Linked DNA regions of Homo sapiens: region 1 is linked to region 2. Evidence: chromatin loops called from intact Hi-C (ENCODE). Cell type or tissue: dorsolateral prefrontal cortex. All regions are shown on one strand. Links, peaks and the distances in the headings refer to the core of each region. The heading gives the core; the rest is flanking DNA. Region 1 overlaps EEFSEC (eukaryotic elongation factor, selenocysteine-tRNA specific). Region 2 has its middle 33 kb from the start of LINC01565.

Region 1 (8,679 bases), core at 487-8,486, 300 kb after region 2:
CAATTAGAGGGAATCTCATGGTTAGTCCTTTTCTAAAACACATTGGTCTAAATCTGAATTTTAATTTTAAAAATTTTCTTAGAAGGATATCACCTGCATTATCTTTTCTTACTTTTCCAGTTCATTCACATTGTTGTGTAGTTTGTTTCCTCACCTACACTCCTTTTAAGTAAAACCAAACAGTTTTATCAAGTGGGCCTTTCCCCACACAGAATGTTGCATCAATAGAAGGCCTCCCCAGCCACTGCCACTGTAATAGTCACCTGCAGCCAGTACTGCTGAGACCAGCTGAGGGACAGAGGCCTCCAGACCTGCTTGCCAGGTGGGCAGGGTGGGGCAGCAGAGCACAGGGGCCTGACCTCCAGAGCCTGAGCACTACTGCAGGTTTCCAAACTGAGGTGGCAATGCAGTGCATTAAGACCAGTGGTTTTCAAGTGAAAAGGAAAATAAAAAATTGGAGTAGAATGCAATGCAATGGAAGTCAGGAGGTAAGGATACTATTTTGTAAAGCCTTTCACTTTCTCCACCTGCATGTGCATTGGGTCATGATACAGTCTATCTGTACAGTGATTATGAGGAAAAGGTTGGAAAACACTGTTCTGTTGTGTGCCTACAAAGAAAACAGCAGCATGACTCTCTCTGTGGGCCTCCTGTAAGTGTGGGAGACCAGGGGATAGGCGCAAGGCCACTGGCACGAGGTTGCTAAGAGGCAATCTCTTGGCTATGACCTTGTACAATTTTAGAAACTCTCAAGAAGCCAAACTAAGAGAGTGAGTAAAAGCCACAACCTCCAGGAGTCAAGATTACGGGGCAGGAGCAGTCAAAGCTGAAAGATGCGGAGATGGTTGTATGTGGCCCCTTGCTTCCAGAGGGAAAGGAGAGAAAAAGGAAATCCTGTGACTTTCTCCCTACCCTTAATTAAATACACAACTAAGGTGAGTTCTAATTTCCTAACCTTGCCAAAAGGCTCATCACTAAGCCACAGGAATATTCTTGGCAGTGCCTCAGATGGTCTAAAAATGCTGTGGCCAAAGGGCATCCAGATGATAATGGTGACACCTGCTTTTCTCCCTGAAAAGCACAGATACCGCACCTGCCTTTGGTTCTGTTATGACTTCATTAAGCTGCACAAGGTGTATGTGATTGGAAAAGCAACTGCTCCTTTGTTTTGCTTTTTGATTTCCTTCTCCAAGTGTGTCTATTTTAAATGGGTCAATGGATGTTAATGCTAGGAAAAGCTGACATTTGAATAAGATCACAGAGTGTGGCATCCAGCACCTCAGCAGGCCAAGCCAGGCTAGGTCAGGAGAGTGGGGAACTCTGAGGCCCCAGAGTGGGCGCCAAGAATCGGTGTGTCCAGGCCCTTCCTGCAAAGCACCTCTGCCCTTCTTGAGTAGAGAAGAGTTTCCAGAAGCTCCACACCTGAAGGAGTAGGGGTTTCTCTGGCTGGGCACAAAACTCCCAAGTGATTCTGACTTATGCCTCACTCCCTAGGCATTAGCCTTTCTCAGCTTGCTTTCACCCTCTGCCAGCATCCTCTAATTTGAATCTTCACAGCTAAAGTCACCATGACTTATGGCCAGAACCGATGGTCTTTTACTTACTGGTAAAAGTTTCTCCTTTGAACCTCAGTTTCCCCATCTGAAAATAAAGGCTTAGGTCCTACTCATTGGGTACACTGGTTATGTACATGGCCCCAGTAAGCGTTCAGCAGACAGCAGCAGGGGCCTCTCTCTTCTCTCTAGCCTCTGTGCGCTGACCCCTCTCATCCAGAAAGGACATTATCCTTGATTTTCCTGCTCTAGGCTTCCTCCTTTCCCATTTCTTCCTCTAACTCCAAACGCCAGCTGGCCCTCTCTCAGCTATCGCCTCCCCTCTGCCCTCTTTGCACCTGCTCAGTCTCCACCAGGTGCTGACAGCTGTTCAGGGCAGAGTCTCTGTCAGCTCTTCCTCTCCACTTCCACAGCCACCCACCGGAATTCAGGTCCTCTCCAAGCCATGTGCCAGGACTACACTTACAGTTTGTGACAAGCTGTTCCATCACCCTCTCGTGAACAAATAAACCTTCACTTTCACACTCTTGCTCATGGGCGAAGGCAGTCTTTCCGAATGAGATCATGCGTACAAACACCTAGTTGACTATCTGGCAGCCAGTAGGTTCTCAACCATAGTTGAAACACCTCAATTTTCAGTTCAAAAGAACAAAACACAAAACAAAACAAACACACCTCACGGACTCTCTTTAGCAGGCTGCAAGACAGGGATCAGCAGCTCCATTTCACAGACGGGGAAGCTAAAGCTCCGGCTCTATGCACCTGCAGACAGCAGGGGCGGTGTCTTGAGCTCTCCCATCCATGGTTCTAGGGCACAGGACCCATTTCCAAACTGGATTCCAAGGAGCCTTGTGTTCCCAGGGAGTCCTGGGGCTGCCATAGGTGTGAGGAGGGGCAGGAACAGAAGGGCCCAAGTCACCCATTTGCATTTCAGCCAGACTGGCTCCCTTTCTATAGGTTGTATTTGTGGGGATTCTTCATAAAATTTGATATTCAAGTTCTTTAGCTAAAAATGTTTAAAAGCTATTGGCATGAGGGGTAAAGCTTAGGTTTTGGGGGACTGGCTTACTGGTTCTCACTCAATAGCTGTGCGATTAAATGGCATTTGGCTTCAGTTTTTCCAGCTGCAAAGAGGGGATAAGAGTCCCAGCTTTGGAAGATTCCTGAGAGGATCAGAAATTAGTACTTGGAGAGCCTAGCTCAGCACGTGGCACACAGTAGGTACTCAAGGAAAGCTATGTCTTCTCCCAATTCCCCCTCCCCTGACACATCCAATCCAGCCTGGCACACACACTAAGCTGGCACCAAGAAGGACTGAGGTCAGAGCCTTGGCCCCTGCCAGGATGACTTGGCTCTTCCAGTCTGAGTGGTCAGGAACCTGGGCCACTGGGCATCATATAATAAGAGCAGAGCTACGGCCAAGCTTGGCCTCCAGCCTCTTCTGAGACCCACTCCTGGGTCTGAATGACAGAGACTGAGGTCACTGCTGAGAGCACCACTTTTCCAACTATACTTAACTGTGGGCGCAGAGCATGTGTGCAAGTTGCCGTGAGTTCCAACTACTTAGTCTTTCACCCTTAGCCACACAGTTCAACTGACAAGATGGGCACTGTTATGCCCAGGTGACCCCAGGGAACCAGGCACTGCCTGGGCCTCACAGAGCTCCAACAAGCATGTGCTCTCGCCTGCCACAAAGCCCAGGAGAGGCCTACAGGGAGAGCGCACAATCAAAAGCATCTTCATCATCCTTGAAAATGGCACAAGGTCAGGGCCAACTCCACAGTCAGCATCATCTCCACTTTACAGAGAAGACCCTAGGAGACTTAGTGATGGCCCCACTCACACAGGTGAAAGTATTGCAGCTGGACTGATACCCTGCCCAATGTGTGCACAGGCTGAGCACTATTTCTCTTAATGCCCAGTGCCAGATGCTGCAGGAGTCAGTCTAAATACACTTTCCTGTCTGTTCTTGTTGCGAATAAAGCAGCTCAGTCAATACTTTGCCCAGTTCATCCAGCCAATATTCGCTGAACCCCTACTGGAACCACAGGCCTGGAGGAATAGAGACCAAGTGGACATAGGGTATGCCTCTAGATATTTTATAAAGGCTCATCAGGCACCCTGTGGGAGCCAGGCCTTAACTTCCAGGAAGTTTTCATGCTAGCTGGGCCCCGCTGGGTCCCTCTTCCTCACTGATACCTAGACATAATCACCACAGGGAGAGGGTACAAGAAAAGCCCCTGCTAATCTCCACCCCCAACAATAAACCAAGCCCTTTCCTCCACATTCAACACTGGGGTCTGGGCCCCAGGGAACATGGACTCTGAACTGGGTGTCATTTTTCTCCAAGTCTTTGGCTCCATCTGCTGTCTCTGACTGTCACATGGAGCTGAGGCTAGAAACAGTGCTCAGAGGGTGCCTGCCAGCCTTGGGAAAAGCTTGGAGAGGGCAGGGGCAGGCAAGGCCCCATGTGTGGCCAGGCCCCACACCCAGCAGCAGAGCTGCTCTCATTCTGGGAAGGTGGGGCAGGTAGGACGTACTGGTGAGAAGACTGCTAGCCTGACCCTTGAGCCCCCTGCAGTCTGGTTCCAATTAAGTCCAAAAGTGAGCCTAGTTACCAGGTTACCCTGCTTGCTACAACTTGTCTTAAAAGCTAGGAACCATTTCACGCAGGGTGACCTGGGGTTTCACCCATGGTGCGATGCTGCCGTATGGGCTAAGTAGAAAGATTTTAGAATTTAGAAAGCCTTGGATTGGGGATGAATCACAGCTCAACCAATTAGCAATTGAGTGACCTTGGAAAAGTCACCTTCCTAAGTCAGTTTTCTCATCTGACAAAAAATATAAGAAGTACCTTGAAAGGATAGCTTTACGTGAATTAAATGAGAAGATATATGTAAAGTGAGTAGCACAAATCTTATCTTATCCAATAGGTACTTTCAACTACCCATTTTACAGATGGGGAAACTGAGGTTCAAAAAGTTTTTTTAGAACTTTTAAAAATGATTTTGATTTTAAAAAGCTACTATATATTGTAAACAAGAATCACATCTAAAACAAAATGACTCAGAAAGGTGAAAAGTAAAAAAAAGATAGATTACGTTAACAAATAGAAAACTGGATTGCCAAATTTAAATCTAACAAGCCTGAATTCTAGGCAGAGGAGGTTAAATGAGTCAAAGGGGCCACTAATGGTTAATGAAGGGCTTAATTTACAGTGAGGATATGAATAGTAAATATTTATATATCAAAAGGCAGAGCAACAAAATTTGTAAAGCACAAATTGTAGGCAATGCAAAAACAAACAATTTATAAAATAAGTGATTAGTTTGAACTAAGACCTATATTATAAGGTGGGGGGTTTATCTCAAACTTTATATTCTTATAACAGAATAACTCTTCTTTTTAAAAGCCGTTGGATCATTTACAAAATCATATATTAGGCCACAAGGAAAACTCAATAAACTCCAAACAGCTGACATGACACAGACCATATTCTCCCTTCACAGTGCAATAAAAACTTTAAATGCATGACAAAACAAAGAGGGGAAAAAAACCAAACAACTTGGAAATGAGACGATTTTCTCATTAAATAACTCGAGTTAAAGAAGGATGCAAAAGAGAAGTTGCAGGATATCTAGAAAGTAACATACAGTGGAATGCAACTAAAACGGTGCTCAAAGGACATTCACAAGCTCAAAGGACATTCACAACCTTAAACACCTAGGTAACTATTATATGATCAATGTATTTAGTCTTTAAGTCAAGAAACTAGCAAAAAGACAAATTACCCAATGAAAGAAATACATAGCAAAGATAAAAGCACAAATTATTCTATTAGAAAATATGGAATAATAGAATTGATAGATAAATGCAATTGCAAGTTCTTAAAAACCAGTAAAGCCCAAATACACAAAGTTAGAAATTTTAAAAAAGAAAATTACTACATATAAGAAAGTTTACTTTGCAAAACTAGATACAAATGAATTTGAAGATATAACTTAATAGATAATTTTCTAGGAAAATGTTATGTCAAAATTATCCCTGGCAGAGACTGAAACAAAAGACTAATAATACAAAGGAAAACAGTTTAAGTTATTAAAGTGCTACCCCCAAAAAGTATCAAATTCAGATGGTTTGAGAGACAAATTTCTTCAATCTTCTAAGGAATAGATAACTATTTTAACTGTTTAAAAAGAATAAAGGAGAAAACCTTCCAAATCCTTTTTGTGAGGCTAGCATACTAATACCAAGACTTGACATGACAAAAATTGCCAACCAGACATTTCAATTATGACATAAATATTACTGAAAGAATAATATAAATATTATTGAAAGACCAGAATACAACTAAGTAGGATACCTTCCAGAATGCAATACTAGAAAACATATTAATATAACAGCATAGTAAAAGGTCAAAAGACAAAAACCATAAATCACTCCAAAATACGCCATGAAGATTTTTCCAAAATTAAAAATAATCCTTGATTTAAAAAAATAAAAATAAATGAGTATTTCCTTATGATGAGAGAAAAGATAAATGAGATCGAAAAGCCATCACCTTACTTAATGATAAAACACTCACCACATTCTCATTAAAATTACAAACAACAGGCTGGCATGGTGGCTCATGCCTGCAATTCCAGCACTTTTGGAGGTCAAGCCAGGTGGGTCACTTGAGCTCAGGAGTTCGAGACCAGCTTGGGCAACATGGTGAAACCTTGTTTCTACAAAAAATACAAAAATTAGCCAGGTGTGGTGGTACACGCCTGTGGCCCCAGCTACTTGAGAAGCTGAGGTGGGAGGATCATCTGAGCCTGGGAGGTCAAGGCTTCAGTGAGCCCTGAACGCACCATTGCATTCCAGTCTGGGTGACAGAGTGAGACCCTGTCTTGAGGGAAAAAAAAAAAAAATTACAAACAACGAAAAGATGCCTGCCATTTAACATTGTTCTAGAACTACTAAGCAATGTAATAAGATAAGCAAATAAAATTGAAGGTCTAAACATTTAAAAGGAAGAATGGAAATTGTCACTGTTTGCCAATGATATAATTATATACCTAGAAAACTCAAGAGAATCAACGGAAAAGACAATAAAAACAATACCGAAGTCTGTTTTGGGAAGGTGGCGGGTTACAGGATTATATTTTAAAATCAACAGCTATTCTAAACAAAGAAAAATTTTAAATTATAACGAAAATAAAAATCACATTAATAATAGCAACCAAAATGCCTAAATATAAACTTAAGAAATGTACAGGATCTATTTGAAAAAAACTCAGAAACTCTAAGTAAGTGGAAAGAAAGACAATGCTCTCAGGAAAATTAGATATTATAATGATGTAAACTCTCTTTATATTACATCTATATTCAACTCAATTCAAATTATAATACCAAAAATTATTTTTTGGCAATTAAAAGTAATATTAAAGTTCATCTGAAAAATGCACCAGTAGCTACAGACACTCAGAAAAAACAAAAGGAGAAATAGGGAGGGTTGAGAGGCAGGGACTAGCCTTTCCAGAAAAAAAAAAAAAACCTATTATGAAACTGTAAGAATCAAAAAGAAAAGAAACACTGGCATGGAAGAAAAAATGTGAACAGATCAATAAGACAACAATAAAAAAAGCTCAGAGATGGACTTAAATTCTTAACAAAGGTAGCATTTTAAATCGGGAGTAAAAGAAGGATTACCAACAAGTGGTGCTGGTGCTACTAGTTAACATGGGAAAATAAAGTTAGATACTGTGCTTTCTCCTTGTGTCAAAATAAAGGTAGGCTACATGCAAAAGAATGAAAGAATGAAAACAATTTCAGAAGAACGTATGGGTGAATTTATAATCTTGGAGGCCAGTTTAAGCAGGACAGAAAACACAGAGGTCATAAAAGAATGACAAATTAGTCTCTGTAAGTATGTAAAACTTCTAAATGGATAAAAAAAACCAAGTCAAAAGTTTAATGAGAGAAGGTACAGTAGTTATTTACCACACAACTGACACAGAGCTCATTTCCTCACTCACAGAATTTATATTAATTAATAAGAAAGAAACAGCCTAGTATAAAAATGGGCAAAGACCATAAACAGGTAATTTATAGACAATGAAATGCAAATGGACAATAAACATATGCAAAGATAACCTCATTCAAAAATTAAATGCAAATGGAGTAGCAAGGAAATACTACCTTGTTTCACCTATCAGGTCAGGTAAAAATTGAAATGACTGATGATCCTTAATTTGGGAAGAAGTCTGGGGACGTGGGCCATCTCACATACTGTTGTAGGAATGTAACTTGATACCACCTTTCTGGAGGGAAATTAGGCAATATTTATCAACATTATAAATGCAAAGCGGTCAGGTGCAGTGGGTCATGCCTATAATCCCAACACTTTGGTAGACGGGAGGATTGCTCCTGTTGTCCAGGAGTTTGAGACTAGCCTGGACAAAAAAGTGAGACCTCCGTCTCTACAAAATAATAATAGTAATAATAATAATAATGTTTAAAAAAATGCAAAGCAATATATCATTTGATGCAGTAATCACAATTTTTAAGGATTTACCCATGGATATACTCATACAAGTCCATCAAGTTACATACAATGGGATGTTTATGCAGCATCAACTGTAATTTTTTTTAAAAGGCAACAGTCCATCAATGGCACTAAAATACTGGTTAAATAATATGGTACAGCCATATAACAGGGTATTTATGAAACACTGAAGTGAGACAGATGTAAATATACATGCTGAGAAATATTTGTAAGATCACAATAATAAAACAACCATTTCTTGTGAGTATAATTTTTAAAATAGCTTTATACACTTATATACGTGAGTATATGCATAAAATTGTTTCTGGGAAAATTCAGAAAAATTGTTAATAATGGTTATAAAGAATGGGTTTGGGATAGAGGAGGAGAGGCTCCTACTCTTCATTTTGTAACTTTCGTGCTGTTAGAATTTCCCAACCATATATATAACTTACCTCCCCCAAAAAAAAACAAAAAACAAAATCAATGATTATCTGATTATTTTTTCCTCTTCTGTATAAAAATTAGAAATGTTTTTAGATATTTTGCTTATAAGCCAAACTTTTTTAAAAAAATAATTGTTTTAGGATATTTATT
Region 2 (8,679 bases), core at 555-8,554:
ACAGATTTTTGTTTTTATTTTATTTTTCCAAATTCCTGTTCCTCCACAGTGCTGGGATGAGGCAGGTATGAGGTCCCTACGGCGGGTCTCATGGTTGCCTTGTCAGTGAACGCTGGGGGTGCTGTGATGCAATGTGGATCCTTCCTGACCCCTGTGACCTGTGCTAGCAGGGTGGGGCCTTCTGTCTGTCTCCGTCTCATGTTTACCCTCCTGGGGGGTGCGCAGAAGGCACATGGGCACACACATGCAGCTCTTCCAATGCTCAGATGTGCGCATGCCACTCTCACACCTGTGACTGTCACCGAGGCTCACAGACATGCACACACGAGTGAACACACGCAGGTGCACACACGGCGCTAGGCAGATTCACACATGCCAGATACGTGCACTCGCCATGTCCCTGGCCCTGGGGATACAGTCGGGAGTGGGCAGAGTCCCCGCCACAGGGACCTTGTGCAGCCCACAGAGATGCCTGCAGAGTGGAAATGATAAGGAGCCCGTTCACGCTCTGCCAGGTGCGGCTCTGGCTGCCACTGTCACCAGTGAGGGAACTTGCACAGCATGTGAGCCTGGCGTGCCGGTCTCAGAGCCTGTGTTCTCGCCTTCTGCACTACCCATCCTTTCTCACAGACTCTCCCCTTCATGCACAAGTGCACAGACTCCCAGAGGCATGCAGAGGCACACAGGCTGCTCTGGGGCACACGTGCGTGCAGAAACACTCTGCGTGGTGTGCTCACACGGTGAGTGCACCCTGCCGCTCTGTGCTACCACGCGCTGCTGCTCTGGAGAGCACCTGTCTGTTTTCTTTAAAAAAATTTAAATATAGGCTAGGTGTGGTGGCTCACGCCTGTAATCCCAGCACTTTGAGAGGACCAGGCGGGCGGATCACGAGGTCAGGAGATCGAAACCATCCTGGCTAACATGGTGAAACCCTGTCTCTACTAAAAATACAAAAATTAGTGGGCGTGGTGGCATGCGCCTATAGTCCCAGCTACTTGGGAGGCTGAGGCAGGAGAATCGATTGAACGCAGGAGGTGGAGGTTGCAGCGAGCTGAGATTGCACCACTGCACTCCAGCCTGGGCGACAGAGCGAGACTCTGGAAAAAAAAAGAAAAAAAATTATATACATATTTTTTAAATAGTAGAAATGGGGTCTTGCTATATCGTCCAGGCTGGTCTTGAACTCCTGGGCTTAAGCGATCCACCCACCTCAGCCTCTCAAAGTGCTGGAATTACAGGCATGAGCCACCACACTGGCCACCTGTCACGTTCCTAAGTCTCAGCTCCAGGTCCTGTCACTCTCCCCTCTGCCTCTTGGGGCCTGGCTTGAAGCCCTGAGGCCTGCCCACTTTCCTGACCACTTCTCTCCATCAGGATGGGGCCCCAGGCCTGGAGCTTGTGCATGGCACAAAGGCCTGGAGGAGAGGGAGTGGGGTCCAGGCACACAGGGAGTGCATGTTGGATGGACATGGACGAAGGCATGGCCACCCACCACCAGCACCCGCAGCTCTACCCGAGAGCCCAGGGTTTCCCTCTCCACCAGTAGAGAGGTGTGGCCTGCAGCTGGTCCACTGGGCCAGGTGCTGGGAGCCCTGGGGGAGCAGGACCAGAGGATGGGGTGGGGGGATTTGTCAGAGATGGAGGCTGACCTGAGGAGGAGATCCTTCTGAATCTGACAGGGCTAGAGAGGGGTGATTTGGGGAGGGAGGCTTGGGCTGGAGGAATCCATACACACTCGGGGTGAGGGGGAAGGAGAGGCGTTAGCTCCAGGAAGGTGTTATTTTGGGCTGTGACCCATGTGTGTGTGTGTCTGTGTGTCTCTGTGTATGCATGTGTGTGTCTGTGTATATGTATATGTGTGTGTCCTTGCACATGTCATGTGGCTGTGCAAGTGCATGTGTGTGTGCATGCATGTGTGTGTGTGTTGTGTGTGGTGGGAGGCAGCCTGGGGCTGTCAGAAGAGGGCAGAAGGTGGGATCAGGCCTAGCTGGACCTGAACCCTGCTTGTGCCAGCTGGGTAACTTTGAGGCAAGTCATTTAAGTTCTTTCTGCCTGTTTCCCCATTCAAAGAATGGACCAAATATTACTTACGTTGTGAAGATGACAAATATGTGTGTAAAATCCAGGCACACACGATGTGCTTAGGACACAGCAGTTATGATTTATTTGTGTGTTGTCTTTGTGGAGTGGGGGGAGGATTTGCAGCCTTTTAAGGACTTGGGAATTTCAGGTCTTGACAGAGCCAGTCTGGAAGGCCCATCTGGTGTGGCTGCTCTGAGGGACTGGGGACATTGCCCCCGTGTTTACAGAGACCCATAGTCAGACATCCATGGGCCAGGCACAGAGGCAACACAGCAGTCCTGCCCGCAGGGCCCCCAGTGGACAGGCAGAGGCGCAGATAATACAGTGGCTGTCCCAGGGTCCACAGCTGGGTGTGGGGGGCTTGAGGGTTAGAATTGGCCGGGCCCTATGCGGGGCATTTGATTCTAGTTCGTTCTATTTTTATCTTTTTCATCAGATCAGGGCACCATGCCCTCTGGGCTCGCTGCGTCTTCCTGCTTCCCAGCCCCAATTTCCCTCCCCTTTCCTACCTCCAGCGCATCTTGTGTGAGACGCATGGGGACAGGTGTGTGTACACCCTGGGGAATGTGTGGTGGGTTTTCATTTATCTGTGTCCATGTCGATCAAGAGCACATGCTCATGCTGCCTGTCTTAGTCTGTTCAGGTTGTGATAACAAATAACAACAATCGGGGTACTTAGAACAACACACATTCCTTTTTCACAGTTCAGGAGGGTGGTAACTCCAAGATGAGAGTGGCAGCAGGGGCGGGCTCTGCAGAGGGCTGTCTTCCGGGATGCAGCCTGCCGGTGTCCTCACTGTGTCCTCGCAGGCAGAAGTTGGCGTGCCGAGCCAGTGCTCTGCTATCAGGGCTTGGAGCCCAATTATGAGCACTCCTCCTTCATGGCCTAGTCACCCCCAAAAGGCCCCACATCCTGATACCATCACTATGGAATTAGGACATCAACAGGTACATTTTGGGGGGATAAATGCATTCAGACCATGGCACTGGTTTCAGTTGTCATGTAAGTCACCACTCATATATCAAGGCTAACTCATGACCCTAGATCTACATGGGGTCTGCCCTCTACCTCACAGCAGAGATGGACACCCACACCACCATCTTCCCCGTGTCTCACCACCTGCACCCCAATTACGGACACCTATGCCTCTGTCTTCCCTGCGTCTCTCAGCACTCTACAGCGAGTGACACACACACCTTCATCTTTCTTCCATGCTTCATGTTGCAGTGGAGAGGCTGGGGATTGGGAGGAGGTGCTGCTGGGGTATGGGGAGTGAGATCTGTGCCGCAGTGGGGTGGGATTCAGGAGAAAACCAGGCAGTGTCCCACCAGTTCACTTGCTTGTAACACAGAAACCTCTTCAATGGAAATGGAACCCTGTCTAGAATGCCAGACTCTCTGCTGACCATTCTCTCTGGTCAGAACTGGATCACTTTATTTGATGTAAATTGTATTTGATTTATTTTTTTCTTTTTTAAGAGATGAAGTCTCACTATGCTGCCCAGGCTGGTCTCAAACTCCTGGGCTCGAGTGGCCCTTCCGCCTCAGCGTCCCAAAGTGCTGGGATTACACGTGTGAGCCACAGCACTGGCCATAAATTGTATTTGATTTTTACAGCTACCTGTATTTAGCCATGTGAAAGTGATTTTCCACTTATGTCAGAGATACAAAGTTTCGTTTAGGGATAAATTGTAAAAAAGAATATAGGCCTGGGTGGTGGCTCATGCTTTTAATTCCCATACTCAGCTTGAGTACCGGAACCAAGACTAGTCGAGGCAACATAGTGAACCTCATTTCTTTAAAAAAAAAAAAAAGAAAAATGGCTTGAGCAGAGTGGAGCTGGATTAGCTGGAAGCTCCACCTCGCAGAGGCCGGGAGCCGGTGGCCAGGGTTGGGTTGCTGGATTTGACGCCACCTGGCTGTGTGACTGTGGAAAGGTGCTCAGCTGCTCTGAGCCTCCATTTTCCATTCATAAAACGGGGTCATATTAATTTCTAACAAGAGCGTGGTTGTTGGTGTGATCCTCAAATAAGCTGACAGCGGTCAGGTGGTGCCCATGGTCAGTACTGTGTAGGCCTGGCGTTAGGATGTGAATATGAACACGGGTGATAGGTGCGTCCTGCACATGCTGCAAGGTGGACCTGAATGCTGGCAAAACACTGATCTAGTTCAGCTCATGTTTCAGAGGGGAAATGGTCCCTTTTGCCTCATGCCACACTCCCCTGGCCACAGTGGAACCCAGTGGCTATTAAGGGGCTGTCTGGGGTCAGTCCTAATGGGTGGCTTTAGAGTCAGACGGGTCTCTGAGCCTCAGGGCCTCATCCATAGCATGAGATAACCCCTTTGGGAGGCTGAGGGAGGTGGATCATGAGGTTAGGAGTTCGAGACCAGCCTGACCAACATGGTGAAACCTCTACTAAAAATACAAAAATTAGCGTGGTGGTGCCTACCTGTAATCCCAGCTACTCAGGAGGCTGAGGCAGGAGAGTCGCTTGAACCTGGGAGGCGGAGGTTGCAGTGAGCCGAGATCGCGCTGCTGCACTCCAGCCTGGGCGACAGAGAGAGACTCCGTCCCCCCCGCCCCCAAAAAAAAGAATGAGATAACCCCATGCTCGGGGGGTGGTCATGGGACTATACCTGCAGAGCACACAGCAGGCGCTCCATAAATGCTGGAGTCATAACACCCCATGTCCCATGTGCCAGCTGCCCAGCAGCAAGTCTGGCCTCCTCCTCCGGTTCTCGGCCCTGAACAAAGTCACCGCTCCAGCGACAGCTCCTTGGCAAAGTGGGGCTCTGGGCCCTGGCGAGAGCGCGGCTGTCCTGCCCCACGCCTGCGAGGCCGGCAGGGATTGGAACCCGCGGCCGCCAGAGGGCGCCCCCGCCTAGGCCACGCGCACCTCCCGGCTGGCAGAGGGGCCGGTCCTCAGCGCGGTGGCAGCCTGGGCGCCCGCCCGCCACTACTGGGCTGTGTGTCACCCTGCCTGCCTCAGTTTCCTCGGCTGTGGCGTGGGATTCTCCCCGGGATCGCCTCGCAGGGCTGCTGAGAGGCTCGATGAACGCCAGCGGTTGTTGCGGCGCTGCTGTTCCAAGCCGGGGGTGACGGGAACCCACGTCCTCACGCCCTGGCTGCTCCCGGCTGCCCCGCGGGCCGGCAGCTTCCCGTTCAGGAAACTCAGCCTCGGGAAGGGCGGAGAAAGGTCCCGCGGCTGCGAGGAGCCCAGCGGGGCTTGGCGCCTGATGACCGGCTCCGGAACGGGCTGTTACCCCGCGTATCTCGGTCTCTGCAGCGGCCAAAGTCGCCCGCTGACCTGGAGCACCTGCAGGCCCTGGGCAGAGGACCCGGGGCCATTCCCGCAGCCCTGGCCTGGGAGCTCCGGCTTCTAGTGGTGGCTCCGGGTCAGGTCCTGTGGGGTCCCAGGGACATTCCCAGGCCGAGGTTCCTGTTCAGAGGCCACCCTTTGGCACCAGAGCCATCCAGCGCGGCCTGCGATTCAGGGCCAGAGGAAACAGCAGACACTGAGTGGCTGTCTGGCCCCAGCTTTGCAGAGCCTTTGCTTAGCCGGGAGTGTGGATGCCCGTTGGAGAGCCATGGCTTTTCCCAGCCTGTGTGGCAGCGTTGGGTGGGGCGGCCCCTCTCCTGGGCTGACCCTGAGCAAGGCAATGAGGACCGGTGCAAACTCCTCACAGCCTGTGGGCAGTTCATTAGCTGTGGTTCTCAGGTGCTTCTCATACACACTCTCAGTAGGGCACAACTTCCACGCTTCCATTTACTTATTTAGAAATGTGGTTTGGCTATGTTGGTCAGAGTGGCCTCAAACTCCTGGGCTCAAGCCATCCTCCTGCCTCGGCCTTCTGAGTAGCTGGGACTACAGGCGTGCGCCATTACGCCCTGCTACACATCCCTGCTTTAGCAGGTGAGCGAACGGGGCATGGATAGGGCAAATTCAAGGCTTCACGCCAAGTAATTGGGAGAACCTGGACTTGAACCTAGGTCTTCACCCCTCCCTGACATCAGGGAGATGGCCTTCCTGGAGCTGCAGCCAGATCCCACTGTCCCTGGCATTGTGCTGTGTCCATGCCTGTGCTACACTCCCTACCCTAACCCCCGTCTCACTCCGATTCTCCCCTCCTTCAAGGCTTAACACCTCCACAAATGCCACAAAACCTTCCCCAGTGATCCCCACAGCTACTGGTGTCCTGGGTCTTCGAAGTGTTCCTTCTTGTCTGCCTGGAAAAACTCCTATTCATTCTCTTTTTTTTTGAGATGGAGTCTGGCTCTGTAGCCCAGGCTGGAGTGCAGTGGCACGATCTCGGCTAACTGCAAGCTCCACCTCCTGGGTTCACACCATTCTCCTGCCTCAGCCTCCCGAGTAGCTGGGACTACAGGCACCCGCCACCACGCCCGGCTAATTTTTTGTGTTTTTAGTAGAGACGGGGTTTCACCGTGTTAGCCAGGATGGTCTCGATCTCCTGACCTCGTGATCTGCCTGCCTCGGCCTCCCAAAGTGCTGGGATTACAGGTGTGAGCCCCCGCGCCCCGCTGAAAAACTCCTATTCATTCTCTAAAACCCACCCCCAGGGTTACTCCTGGGAAAGCTTAAGTGCTACTTTCCTTCTCCCTCTCATAGACATGGTTACTGCCTTGCTGGGGTCTCTGTGCACTGGGGTTACAATGTTGTGATGGTATCACCACATCTGTTTATATCCAGATTCATTACAAAATGTTTCTGTGTTTTAAAAATTGTAAAAGTGGTATGGGCCTATAGTCCCAGCTACTTGGGAGGCTGAGGAGGGAGGATCGCTCTAGCTCAGGAGTCTGAGGCAAGCCTGGGTGACGTAGCAAGACCCTGTTTGTAACAACAAAGAGAGATTTTAAAAATTGTAAAAGGCCAGGCGTGGTGGCTCATGCCTGTAATCCGAGCACTTTGGGAAGCTGAGGTGGGCAGATCGCTCAAGCTCAGGAGTTCGAGGCCAGCCTGCCGAACATGATGAAACCCCATCTGTACTAAAAATGTAAAAATTAGCTGGGCACGGAGTCGAGTACTTGTAGTCTCAGCTACTCAGGGGACTGAAGTGGGAGGATTACTTGAGCCTAGGAGGTTGAGGTTGCAGTGAGCTGAGATCACACCACTGCACTCCAGCCTGAGTGACAGAGTGAGCCCTTATCTCAAAAAAAAAAAAAAAAAAATCCCAATTGTAAGAGTTAACACATGCTCATACTAAGGATCCAGACAGATCAGAAGGGTATACAGAGGCAAGCAGAATCTCCGGCTTCCTACCAGCTTCTCTTCCAGAGAAACACAGTGTTAGCAATTTCTTGTGAATTCCTCTGGAAAGTCTCCATTCATTTACAGGATGTCACACTATATTGCTTTAATTATCCTTCTCTGTCCACTGCTCCATACCTAGTTCCCTGAGGACTGGCTAGGATCTGACTTAGGTAGGTGCTGGAATCAGTCCTGGGCCGGGCTGGAAAAGATGATCAGAAAATTTTGCATGGGATAGTTTTATTCCCTCCTGACACCAACTGACCAGATAGCATGGGATCTGGTGAACCTCCTTGCTCCTAATTGGAGGCTGCCATCTCCTAGCTGGCAGATGTATTTTCTTTTCCTTATAGAATATTATTATCATTACTGAAAGATGAATTCATTTTCAACATTTAAAACCTGAGAGATATTACTTAAAAAATATAATTTTCCCATCTGGCACAGAGGTTCATGCCTATAATCCCAGACCTTTGGGAGGCCGAGGTGGGAGGATCGCTTGAGCCCAGGAGTTCAGCCTGGCCAACAGAGGGAGACCTCATCTCTACAAAAAATTTTAATAATTAGCCAGGCATGCGGTATATGCCTGTAGTTCCAGCTATTTGTGAGGCCAAGGTGCAATTGCTTGAGCCCAGGAGGTCGAGGTTACAGTGAGCTATGTTTGTACCACTGCACTCTAGCCTGGGCAACAGAGCAAAACCGCCTCTTAAAAAAAAAAAAAAGAACAGTAGAATTTTCCAGATCTCTTGAAAAGGTTCAGAGGGTTCAACTGAGCACTCAGGTCTGTGCAGCCTCACCTCACTCCTTGTCCCCGAACCCCGGGGCCCCTAAGCCTGTGTCCCATGTCCTTGGCAACCTAATGAGGAAGATGGACCTGCATGAAAATAGTCCATGACAAGTGACTGCAGCAGCTGAGTTTCCCAGCAGAGGTGGGAGAATGATTGAGACGGACCCCAGGCTGGGGACTCTGCAGAAGCGTGAACCCCAGTGCTGTCCTGTGGGACACATACTCCTCCCGGTCCATGGGGTTCACACTCTGGATCCTCACTGTTCTGTTCACTGCAGAGAGGAGCAGGGGTGGGAAGTGGGTGGGCCTGTTTCAGGGTGGCCCCTGCTCAGCTCCAGGCATAGGGCCACGAAGGAATGTGGGCTCAGAGTGGCCAGAGCTTCCAAAGCAAAGCTGGAAATACAGCCTGAAAGAATGGACTTAAAGAAAATAAAAACCTGGTAACCCATGCAGCAAGCTCCGTATGCCAGTGGCCCTCAGTTTATGTCTCTGATTTGCTGGTACCCTCATTGCTTTAGAGAAAAGTTTCCCCCACCTAAGAAA

Evidence for each region. A loop is a pair of places that touch in the nucleus more often than their neighbours do. Peaks named below come from ENCODE experiments on the same cell type or tissue, not always from the same donor. Only the 100,000 strongest peaks of a DNase experiment are listed, where the experiment ranks them.
Region 1: a loop joins it to region 2, with 5 times the contacts of the local background. A loop is called at or near these places in 5 of 110 quality-filtered maps.

Annotation. Positions count from the first base shown.
Region 1 is chr3:128,302,490-128,311,168 of GRCh38, reverse strand. The region is part of intron 4 of EEFSEC (eukaryotic elongation factor, selenocysteine-tRNA specific); the gene reads right to left. Among named protein-coding and RNA genes, the nearest start is that of EEFSEC, 150 kb to the right of the region's middle. In dorsolateral prefrontal cortex, for the core only: no CTCF peak of the experiment used is centred there; no DNase peak of the experiment used is centred there.
Region 2 is chr3:128,604,801-128,613,479 of GRCh38, reverse strand. No RefSeq gene overlaps it. Among named protein-coding and RNA genes, the nearest start is that of LINC01565, 33 kb to the right of the region's middle. RefSeq lists an enhancer at 4,673-4,852 and a silencer at 4,863-5,062. In dorsolateral prefrontal cortex, for the core only: CTCF peaks have their summits at 4,752 and 4,954 (motif pointing right); DNase peaks (open chromatin) are centred at 4,959 and 5,525; H3K4me3 peaks cover 1,183 bases; H3K27ac peaks cover 669 bases.